Regions from separate parts of the Homo sapiens genome. Here region 2 is linked to region 1. A link is a contact called in ENCODE Hi-C or POLR2A ChIA-PET data. All regions are on one chromosome and are shown on one strand. The core of a region is the stretch at or near the end of the contact, and the rest is flanking DNA. Distances in the headings are between cores, read along the strand shown. Region 1 holds the start of ENTPD6 (ectonucleoside triphosphate diphosphohydrolase 6). Region 2 overlaps PYGB (glycogen phosphorylase B).

What was found. Hi-C counts contacts between places; a loop is a spot of excess contacts on that map. ChIA-PET counts read pairs that join two places held with the same protein, here RNA polymerase II (POLR2A). Pooled maps may share reads with other maps.
Region 2: a map of right lobe of liver shows a loop between it and region 1 (4-fold over the local background). The contact joins the enhancer-like site here to the promoter of ENTPD6 in region 1. A Hi-C loop is called at or near these places in 13 of 168 maps with a recorded cell type or tissue (CD4-positive, alpha-beta T cell, IMR-90, OCI-LY7 and 9 more), 20 of 37 single-sample maps with no recorded cell type and 25 of 50 pooled maps. POLR2A ChIA-PET finds 5 or more read pairs at or near these places in 3 of 52 experiments (A549, CD4-positive, alpha-beta T cell and GM10248).

Annotation. Positions count from the first base shown.
Region 1 is chr20:25,191,292-25,196,964 of GRCh38, reverse strand. It overlaps ENTPD6 (ectonucleoside triphosphate diphosphohydrolase 6), which reads right to left and starts at 1,253. Exons shown (of 15, transcript NM_001247.5): 1 at 1,098-1,253. It overlaps LOC101926889 (a long non-coding RNA gene), which reads left to right and starts at 73. Exons shown (of 6, transcript NR_109994.1): 1 at 73-342. RefSeq lists enhancers at 108-257, 638-707, 1,558-1,797 and a silencer at 998-1,417.
Region 2 is chr20:25,277,036-25,282,708 of GRCh38, reverse strand. It overlaps PYGB (glycogen phosphorylase B), which reads right to left. Exons shown (of 20, transcript NM_002862.4): 7 at 5,383-5,465; 8 at 4,247-4,390; 9 at 3,560-3,652; 10 at 2,297-2,443; 11 at 1,597-1,760; 12 at 562-676. Among named protein-coding and RNA genes, the nearest start is that of PYGB, 32 kb to the right of the region's middle. Within about 2 kb of position 2,393, at least 7 of the 41 ENCODE cell types and tissues checked have a DNase peak (open chromatin) inside an H3K27ac peak, as active enhancers do.

The sequences.
Region 1 (5,673 bases), core at 4-2,503:
GGGAGGGGAGGCGCTTCCAGATCTCCTGACACAAAGGGCTGCCCACCTCCCTGGTCCTTTACCCGAACCTTCAGGAGGCAGACGACACACACACTAGCCAGCCACTCTCTCCAAGGCAAGGGGAGGGGGACAAAAAGCAATTTTGAGATTTGTACAGTGCTTGCCAGGTCCTTCAAAAATGACTACCGGCCGCCCATGGCTCTTGCACAGCGGGTGGGAGGAAGAGTCCTTGTAATCCACCTCTCCCAAGGAACTCCTGCGCGAGGTTTCAGATTCCCCGCCTGCAGGCTATGGCTGACTTCCCCGTATCCTGTGTGACGTGGGATGTGTGGCTTCGCGCAGGTAAGGCTGGAATACAGGTGCCTGGAGGGACACCCAGAGCTGCCCAGGCACTTCCCGGCGGCTGCTTCCTTTGCACTTTGCACTTACAGGTGCACTTATAATAAAAACACCCTCCCTTCCACGCTCCCCTGGGCCCTCCCATCTCTCCTTCCTCTTCCACGCTCTCCTGGCTGTTGAATGTTTTCCACTGAAGGAGTCTAGTCTGTCCACCTAGGGGGCTCTCCCTCCCTCGGTCCAGGGCATTCGCGGCTCACAGGTCAGCTCGGGCAGAACCGCCCTGACCACCTATGAGCTCCTCGGGACACCACCCCAATGCCAGGGTGAATCGTCCTTACACCCTCAGTCCTGTCCGAGCGGCCTGATCCTACCTGTTTCCCAGAAACTGCTACGCGAAGCTTCCCCGCCGGGCTCATCCAGGGCGGAGGGGTCTGTCCCTGACGCAGACTGGGGGCGGGTCCGCAAAAGCGGGCTGAATGAATGAACGCAGCAGGGCTGGGGCCCCCTGGGGCTACAGGCCCCTGCTATTTGGCCCGCCCTGTGGCCCAAAACACTGGACTTGCCCCCCACCGGTCAGCGGAGCCCAGACATCCAGGGAGCCCTAATGGAGCCTGGACAGGAAGGCAGCAGGAGGTGGGACCCGGGGTGCGAGTGACCCCGAGGCCGTCCTCCGGAGCGCAGCGCGCCCGCGTGGGGGAGGCCCGCCTACAGTCGGTGATCCCCGGCCGCCCCCGCCAGCGCCCCGGCCCGCCGCTTACCATGCACCGCGCGCTCCGCCACACCCACGGAGACGAGTGCCCTTTTCCGGGGAGCAGGCGGCAGCCGGTCTTTTGGGCTCCCCCGCCCCGGCCGGCGCCACCCCGGCCTCCACCCGCGGGATACGACCCCACGATTCCCTAGGGCCTGGGCTCCGCCCCATGCACGTGGCGTCACAGGCTGGGCGGGGGGGCGCACCCAGCCGCGCATGCGCAGGCGGGAGAGGAGGTGGGGGTCGGGGGACCCAGTTGCGCAGGCGCGGGCGGAGTATGGGTGCTCAGCTGCGTAGGCGCGATGGCCTTCTTTTCTTTCTGCAGGTGGCCTTGCGGTTTTCTCCAGTCCACAGCCGGGCTGGCGTCGGCCCAGAGAGGGGGGCTCGGCAGTCTGGTTCCCCGAGCGTCTCATGGCGGGCCCTCGCCAGATTCAAGGGGTTCCCTTGGCCAGTTTCCTTACGGCGCGGCGGAGCTGGCCCTCGTCGTCCCTGGTAGGGGGCAGCCTCACAGCCTGGACCGGCCTGTGCAATTTCCCCCATCCCTCCACGTCTACATTTTATTTTTTTCTTTTTCTTTTTTTAGGACAATGCATGATGGAAATGCAGCCACATCATAGCAGGCAGGTTCATGAAATCTGCCCTCCTCCCACCGTTTCTTGACCCCATTTTCTTATTTTTTTTTTTAACAGGTTCTCACCCAGGCTGGAGTGCAGTGATGTGGTCTCAGCTCACTGCAACCTCTGCCTCCCGGGTTCAAGCGATTCTGTTGCCTCAGCTTCCTGAGTAGCTGGGATTACAGGTGTGCGCCACCACGCCTGGCTAATTTTTGTACCTTTAGTAGTGACGAGGTTTCGCCCTGTTGGTCAGGCTGGTCTCGAACTCCTGACCTAAGGTGATCCGCCTGCCTCGGCCTCCCAAAGTGCTGGGTCTATAGGCATAAGCCACCACACCCGGCCCTTGACCCCATTTTCTGTCTTCCTAGAAATCACCAAGGTTGCAACTCCTGACTGTCCTGGCTCACAGGCTCCAGCTTACTTAAGGACCCCACGGTGGGGGCTGCCCACTTGCACACCTATGCTAGGCGCCCTCATTCCCGCAAGGGCCAGAGCCCCTTCCCGGCCCATGGCGTCTGGCCAAGGAGGTGTGGGTGCGCCCCAGCCAGGCCTGGTCCTAGAGGACGGCCCCACCTGCGCACTGGGGCATCTGGGAGAGCTATTAGTGGAAGAAGCCCAGGTTCCTGAAGCACCAAGTGGGCAAGAGTTTATTTTCAGGATGGGACGCTTTTGAGGGTGAATAAGTGCTAGCTGTATGGGATGCGGGGACAGTACACAGGCCCGGCCTGGCAGCCGGGCAATGCGGTGCCTGTTGGAAGGTCGCCCACAAGCACCTGGTTGGACACTGCCACTGAGATTTGGTTATTACAGAGGTTAGCCTATGCGGGCCTTCACTGATGGACCTTGAAGTGTTTCCCAGTTGCTTTGGGTTAGGAATAATGTGACTGGATCCCGTGGATTGTCTTTGTGCATGCATGTGGGTATATCTGTCAGAAATATTCTTAGAGGTGGAATTGGCTATGGTGGGATATGTCCTTTAAAATAATATATTAGCCAAACGTGGCTAAATTGCCCCCCTTAGACACTGTACTAATTTACACTCTGGCAAATAATGTGTAAGACTGTGGGTTTCCACACATCTTCACCAGTGGGGTCTTTCCAAACTTTTGGATCTTTCCCAATCCAATAATGACAAAACTATATCTCATGGTTTTAATTTACACTTCCTAGTATTTTGAGATCCTGTCGTGAAGTGGTGATGGCCCTGTTTCTGCCTGCTGCACTTGGCAACATGTGTTATCACTTCCTTTCTTTTCACCACTTTTTACTCTTAGAGTTTCTAGAATTTGTGAAAGTAAAATCTTTTTGCTGGCATGGGCTTTTGTGTGTATTATACACTGCTTGGAAAGGTCTTGCACCACATCTTCCCTTCGTAGATTGTTTCTCAATGTTTAATACTCAGCTCAAATGTCACCTCCTCAGACCATTTTATCTAGAATGGCCTCCTCTAGTTATTCTCTGTCACCTTTTATGTTATTTCCTTCATAGCACTCATCACACTGTAACCACCCAACAGCTTCTTCTTGCCTGTCGCCCAGATAGAGCCAATTTTTCAAGATGGGAATTGCAATAAAGAGTTCGATACACATAGAGCTGGCTAACCAGGAGAGCAGAGGCTTATTACTCCTCAAATCAGCCTCTCCTCAAATTCGGAGTCTAAGGAATTTTTTGGGGGGGGTTTGTTTTTGAGACAGTGTCTTGCTTTGTTGTCCAGGCTGGAGTGCAGTGGTGCAGTCTAGGCTTACTGCAACCTCCACCTCCTGTTCAAGCGATTCTCATGCCTCAGCCTTACAAGTAGCTGGGATTACAAGCGCACACCACCATGCCCAGCTAATTATTTGTATTTTTAGTAGAGACGGGGTTTCACCGTGTTGGCCAGGCTGGTCTCGAACTCCTGCTCTCAAGTGATTTGCCCTCCTTGGCCTCCCAAAGTGCTGGGATTGTGCCAGTCTGGAGGCTAGGGTTTTTAAAAGATAGTTTAGCAGTCAGGGGGCTAGGGAATGGTGAGTGCTGATTGGTTGGGTTAGGGATGAAATCCTGAAGAGATGAAGCTTTCGTCTTGCTCTGGGTTAGTTCCTGGGTTGGGGTCACAAGACGAGATAGCCAGTTTACCAGTCTGGGTGGCTAGTCCATCACAATGTGGGGTCTGAAAAATACCTTGAACACCAATCTTATGTTATATAATAGTAATATTATCTATTGGAGCAATTATGGAGGTTAGGAATCTTGTGGCTTCGGGCTGCATGACTCCTAAGCCATAATTTTTTTTTTTTTTTTTTTTTGAGATGAAGTCTTGCTCTTGTCCCCCAGGCTGGAGTGCAATGGTGTGATCTCGGCTCGCTGCAACCTCTGCCTCCCGGGTTCAAGCAATTATCCTGCCTCAGCCTCCTGAGTAGCTGGGATTACAGGCACCTGCCACCACGCCCGGCTAATTTTTATATTTTTAGTAGAGACAGGGTTTCACCATGTTGGCCAGGCTGGTCTTGAACTACTGACCTCAGGTGATCTGCCCACCCTGGCCTCCCAAAGTGCTGGGATTACAGGTGTGAGCCATCGCGCCCGGCCCATAAATTTTAATCTTGTGGCTAATTTGTTAGTTTCACAAAGGTGGTCTGGTCCCCAAGCAAGAAGGAGGTTTGTTTCAGGGGGGGGCTGTTATATTTGGTTTAAAGTGAAATTATAAACTAAGTTTCTCCACAGATTTGTTTGGCCTATGCCCAGGAATGTGCAAAGGCAGATTGGAGGTTAGAAGATGGAGTCGGTTAGGCCAGCTTTCTTTCACTGTTGTAATTTTCCTATGTCATATTTTTCTTATTGTCATAATTTTTGCAAAGACACAACACCCGTCATTACTTGTTTGCTGACTTGTTTATTGGTAAATTCTTTGTTCCACTACTGAAATGAAGCTCCATGAGAACAAATAAGTTGGTCTGTCCTGCTCACTGCTGCATGTCTGGCACTCTGTCTAGAACATGGTAGGTGCCTGTAGCATACATTATTGGTGCTAATGTCCCTTGCCTGCCTCTGCCGTCAGCTCTCTGATTGTTGTGGAGAGTTCCCCTGAATGCTGCCACCTCAAGCATCTCGTTGCTGTCCTCTTTAGGGCTTATCTTACGACTTTCTCCGGAAGCCTTGGGAGCAGGCGCAGCCTGGAATTCAGGGAAATTTAACATCCCCGGGGCAACTGCAGGGCAGTTTGGGTGGCCTTGGACAGACCCAGTCCCCTTTTTACCATGTAGTTCTCAGGAATAACTGCAGAATGTGCTAGGATTGCAGCATCTTGAGATAAGGGAGAACTGGCTGAACAGCCCAAGGTCAGTTCCAGTCTCCTGCTGAAAATAGGATGTCCTTCAACACTGCCCAGCAAATCACATTACCCTGGGATGTTAAACCCAGGGCAGGCTGCTCTCTGGCATTCCTCGTCTGTGGTGCAAGTGGGGCATGCCCAGTTGAGACTCCATTTGCCCTGAGCAGATTTCCTGAGCCTCAGGCAACCAGCTTGCAATGAATGCTCCTCTTGTCCCTTGCTGCCTGTCTGTAAGTAATAAATTTGCTTCATATAACTTATTGAGTATGAATGCGTTCTCTCTCACTGGACACAGACATGTTGGTAACCAATGCACAGTGAACCTCCTTCACAGCAACCCTTAATTAACTGGGGATATATACCTCAGCCTTCTGTCCCCAGAGGACCAATTCTGAGTCCTCAGTAGAAGTGAGCCTCAGTGACCCTTAGTGGTGATCAGCTCAGTAATGCCCCCTTGGGTTGGTCCTCCGATCTTTCTCGGTTCTCTCTCTCTCTCTCTCTCCTGCTTCTGGGAATCACCTCCCAGGTCAACTACCTGCATCTAAGCTCTTGACTCAAACTGCCTTTGGGTAAACTCAAATGAAGTCAACATATAAAATATTTCTTGAAGAAATGGATGGATTGATGAGGGTGCTTCTAATGTTTTCACTTGTCAGCCAGAAGCA
Region 2 (5,673 bases), core at 1,144-3,643, 85 kb before region 1:
TTTCCAGGTCCCAGGGGCCCGTCCCCCAGCACAGGGCATTGAACCAGTTTGCCCCAGAGCACTGCTCACTCTCTCTTCATTCCCTCTTCAGACCTCAGCTTTCCTGGGAAGGCTTCCCTGACCATAGCCCCAGGTGGGCGGTCCCACCCTCCCAGCGGCTGGTCCTTGCCTGTAGCGCAGGGCCTGACACCTCAGCACTCATTTCCTCAGGGAGCTTGCATAGGAGCCAACATACAAACAGGAAATAGGTGCCCAGCCTAGCTGGCAGTCAGCTGCCTCTTGACTCTTTTGCAGTGGCCCCGTGGCTGCACTCAGCCACACCCCAGCCCTCCCTAAAGCTCGGCTTCTGAACTCGCACACAGGACCCGCCAGGCCCAATGGGTGACTGCCCAGCTCAGCGCCCATGTTCAGGGGCTCAGCCCTCATGTCCAGAAGCCTGCAGGTCAACACGTGAGGGACAGACTCCTGCCTACTCAGCAACCGCTCAGCAGGGGCTGATGACATGGCCCGCGGTTCTCAGCCCAGGCATCTCCACAGGCACGGGTGGGGCCCGGGACTCACCTCCACGATGGTATCGGCCAGCCCCGGGTTGCACAGCAGCAGCCACCGGCGGGGGGTGATGCCATTGGTCTTATTCTGGAACTTCTCTGGCTCCAGTTCATAAAAATCCTTAAAGCTGCAAACACAGAGAACAGGGAACTGTCACAAATGCTGTGCCCTGCACCAGGTGAGCAACAGACCTTAAAGTCCTTTTAAGGAGGTCCCAGGAGCCCTCAAGCTCAGTGGTTCTGTTCTGTTTTCTAAGGAGAACAGAGTGACCGCGGCAGCTGCAGGCTCTGGGAGCCATACGAAGGCAGCACCTGCACCCCGGGGCATCTGTGGCTGGCTGTGCGGTTTGCCCAACCACAACCTTGCAGGCATTAGAGCCTGGCCATTCTCCAGAGCGGTCCGTGCGGAAACAGGTGTCCAAGTCATGACAGCCGAGACCGCAGGACTTCAGGGCTTGAGAAGCTGCGCTCGGTTTCCTCATAGCTACTGGGGAGGGGCCCGACACGAAGCTTGCTGCGGGCGCCACGCACAGAGCCTGCAGCCCAGCCCCGGGCACAGCCTCCGCTCCCGCCGGCTGCTGCCTGCTCAGTACTCACAGTAGGTGCTCAGCACATGCTACGTGAAAGAGTGGGAGTAATTCCTAGATCACGCCCCACCTAAGAGGGGCAAGAACAAGATCTGACCTAAGAATCCCACCTTCAAGCCCTGTCCAAGCCCTGCCAGCGGCAGGTGGACCAGTGGTGCAGAGCCTCCGACTGGACCCCCAGGAAGGCAGGGGCGCAGGAGAGCAACAGGAGACAAAGCCGTCTCCCCGTTGCCCGCAGAGCCAGAGCCCTCCAGAGGCCCCCGTGTGCTGGTCGGTGAACGCACAACAAGGCGTGACCCTGACAGGGTGTTCTGGGCAGCTCTGTCATTCCTATGGAGGCAGGGGCCTAGTGGCACAGGTTGTATGCTATATAGCTGGGTCCATGTGTTTGGTGGATGGTCCTAGACGCAGGCCTGGGTGTCAGACAGAGCTGGCCCCGCTCGGGCAAGCGCCCCACTCACACCGACTGTTTCACGATCTCCGAGTGGATCCTCGCCACACCATTGACAGCATGGGACCCAATCACACACAGGTGGGCCATGTTGATCCGCTTGCAGTCCCCCTCCTCGATCACAGACATCCTGCGCAGGCGGTCCACATCGCCGGGAAACAGCGCGGCCACGTGCTGGTGCCAAAACACAGAGGCAGGTGGGTGGGCACAGGAGGCCCCACGGAGACCCAGCACTCCCCATGACCAGGGGACACTCCATGACCACCCATGGGAAGCTCTGCTGCCTCCAGGGAAGTTCTGGGGCTGTGACAGCCAGACCTCCCTCAAGTGCTCCCAGACCCAGCAGGCACCTCCAAGGCATCTCACAAGAGCCCAGGCCCAGCTTGAGGAGGAGGCTCTCGCTCACCCAACTCCCCAGCCCAGGAAAGGGCCCAGCCCGGCCCAGGGACCCACAGGGCTGCTGTCTGAGGAAGATGGGTCTGAGGGAGAGGACGTGCAATTTAATTTACAAAGAGGAACCTGAGGCTGTGGGCCAGGCGTGGGGATCAGCCAATAGCTCTGCCAAGGGACAGCCCCCAGCCCCAAGCATCCTCTGCTGAACAGAGGGTGCCTCGTTCAAGGAGCAAAGCACCTCCTCTCCCAGGCCAGGTGGGGGGCCGTTGGCATGGGTGTAGCCGCCACCCTACACGGCCAGCTGGGCCCACACTCACGTCCAGGTGCCGCTGGTTGATGGCATAGATTATCTCCAGGTGCCGCGGCAGCAGCTTCTCAAACATGGACACGGGCCAGCGCTCCAAGGCCTCAGGCAGCACAGTGTGGTTGGTGTATGCACAGGTCTTCTTCGTGATTTCCCAGGCCTAGGCCATTAGAGAATGTTCCCATGTGTTTGTTTAGAAACAAGCAGCTCTCTGGCCAGTTGCCTAGGCAGGGTGAGCGTCCAGGATCCCAGGCAGATGCTGGGTACCCCAGGAAGGGCCACCGTCCCCTCTGCTCTCCAAGGTGGATCTGGAGCCCTCTGAAAGCCTGACACGCAGCCCAGAGCCCTCACTCTGCTGACGCAACCCACTGAAGTGTGACATTATGGTCCAGTGCGTGACACACACACAAATAAGACACAATCGCCTGCTACCTGGAGTCACCTTCACACTCTGCCGTCACTGGTAAACGGACAGACCATTGAGCAGTTTTCTATTTATTTCCACTAAAGTGGCCAGACATGGTGGGGAGGACACTGGTTACTACACAGACCTGCCCTATGCTGGCCAGAACTGGGGTACCCACAACAGGTACAGCCTCACCTGGAGTGCACACACCCCAAGACCAGAGAGGGGCTTGGGTTTCTACAAAACGGAGTTAAAAAAAATCGTTTTATGGTTTCTTTTGGTTTTATTTTTCTGGGTGTGTGCTGCCACACCTGGCTTTTTTTTTAGAGGTGGGGTCTTGCTGTATTGCCCAGGCTGGTCTCTAACTTCCGGCCTCAAGCAACCCTCCTGCCTTGGCTTCCCGAAGCACTAGGATTACGGGTGTGAGTCACCACATTGGCCTGTTTTATGGTTCCACATGTTGATTTGGTAACGGTTAGATTAAGAAAATCCTACCACACAAACATATTTAAGTCCAAAATACACTGAATCGCGAGGGCAGGTGCATGAATAGAGCACAGACCTCTAAACACTTAACGCTTTGGGGAGCTGTCACCAAATTTCAAGATGAGAATGCACCAACGGGAAACCCTGAGAAGTGTCACAGCCCTATCCTTATCATCTCCCCCGCGCCCTGACCCCATACTCTGGCCCCCGGAACCTCCGTCTCCTGGAACCAGACCCCTCCCACAGCTCGCGTCTCTCCTGGGCATGATGACCACACAGCTCTCCCAAGGCCAGGGAAGAGGCCCCCCAGCTCAGCTCCTTGTAGCCCTGGTCTGCACGGGCTCCAGGCTCTGGGGAGGTGCCGCCCTTTTCCTCCATGCTCACCTTGTCCCAGTCCACCTTCTCCACGTCCACCAGGATCCGCATGAGCTCAGGGATGGAGAGGGCGGGGTGGGTGTCGTTCAGCTGGATGGCCACCTGAAGGTCGCACAAGGGGTGCCATTCAGTCATTTCATCCCACGTGGGCACCCACGGTTGTTGGCATACGAAGCTCCCCAAGTGAAGGAGCCAGCCCAGCCCACCCCACCCCCGAGAAGCCTGGAGAACAGGGAGGGGTTCTGTGGAGGGAGCAGGGAGGACAGTCGGGCTCGCACTGTGGCAGGTGTGCGCTGTGCCCGATGTGCCTGCTGGTGAGTGCCCTACAGCTGTGTGCTCTGCTGCGGGTATGTGCTGCAGCCGGAGGGGAGGAGCCGTGGCCACCGGGGCTGGGGGCTCTCTCACTGGAACTATAGGGCTTTGTTTGGAATAACCCCATTTAGCCTGCCCAGCACATCTGACTTTGCACAGGAGCCTTTCACCATGTCCCTTGCTGACCTGACTCCTAACAAGGCCGGTGGCCCTTGTTCTGGAAGGGAGGGCCCAGGTGGGATCCTGGCCCAGAATGACGAGACCCCAAGACAAGGGGCATGTACCATTCCACTCTAGCCCCTTTTGGGACATGAGAAAGCAACCTCAAGAGCCTGAAGGCGCCCAGCCCCTGGCACTGAGATCCCTCCCAGGGCCACCATGCACCTTGTCTGGGAACGTCTCGAAACAGGTTCTCACAGGGTCCCGGCAGCCGAACTTGGACGACTTGAAGCGGCGGATGATGTCCTGGAGCGTGGCGGCCACCACGAAGTACTCCTGCTTCAGCCGCAGCTCCTTCCCCTCAAAGAACTGCACACAGCAGAGCAAGCTGGAGGGTGCAGGCTGGGCCATTCTCCTCCCCCAGGAAGCCCAGGTCAGCGACCTGGCTCAAAGGTGCAGGCAGAAGGCCGAGAGGAGCCCAGCCCAGCTGCCTGACACTGGGGCCTGCCTGTGTGCCCTCAGGTCACTGAGGAAGGTAACCCCGCCTGTGGGACACACCCCGGGACACAGTGTCCATCCGTCAGAAGTACAGTGCCAGCGCTGCTCAGGAGCTGCACTGTCCAAGCACAGGCCTTCTGGAACATTCTGTACCTGGGGCTTGGGGTCTGCCAACAGTCTCATGGGGACAGGGGAGTGCACTCTTTGATGAGCCTTCCGGCACCCAGGCCTTTGCTCCTGTGTGCACAGGTTACTTTCATAAAACAAAAAGCTCACTTTTAAACATGCTCTGCCCACTAGGGCATCTTCTAAGGACTTGTCAGGCAACAACAACAAAAAGAAAGCCACTGGGCACTAAATGCAGGTGGCAGTGGGGAACATGGCTGCGACACCATCACCTAGTATGGGAAGGGCATGTGCCAAGGACCTTTCAAATGTCCCCAGGCATCAATGCCAAGTAGGCGCTACGGTCCCCTGGACAGACAGATCACCTGCTTGGGGAAGTGGCACTGCAGGCTAGAACAGCACACAGACTGGAGGGCTGACGGGCTCCAGCTGGCCCCAAGGAGCGGCTGTGTGTTTATGAGGGGAGTGGATAAGAGGGGAAGGTGGCAGAGAGTGTCCTCGGAGAGAGGACCACAGAGCTGCCAAGAGGCACACGAAGAGCCGCTTGGGCTTTATGGAGGACAGTGCACCCTCTCCTCCCCAAGGGCATCGTGTGTGCACCTAAGGCGAGAGGGCCACCAGGTGGCTGCTTGCCAAGGCCAACAGCAGGCCCCACTGGGGAGCCCGGCCAGCCAGCCCACCTCTCTATGCCAGAAAGCGATACGGCCTGAGCAAGAGTGCCCAGGCCAGCTACTCACGTTATCATTTGGATACAGGACCCTGGAGATGTTCTCAGCCAAGTTCCGGTCCAGGACCGCCTCGATGTAGTCTCCCACGTTGACTAAGAAGAAATGGAGCGGGGTCAACACACACATGCCTCCTGGCACCAGCACTGCAACCGCTCAGGGGCCTACTTGCAAAGGCCAAGGAAACTCGCTCGAGCACAGGACTCCCCCAGCCGCTGCATTACTTCCCCTCACCCCCATCCCTGGAGGTAAACGTGATCCCTCCTGCAGCTCCCCTATGTACCGCACACAACTCCATCCCCC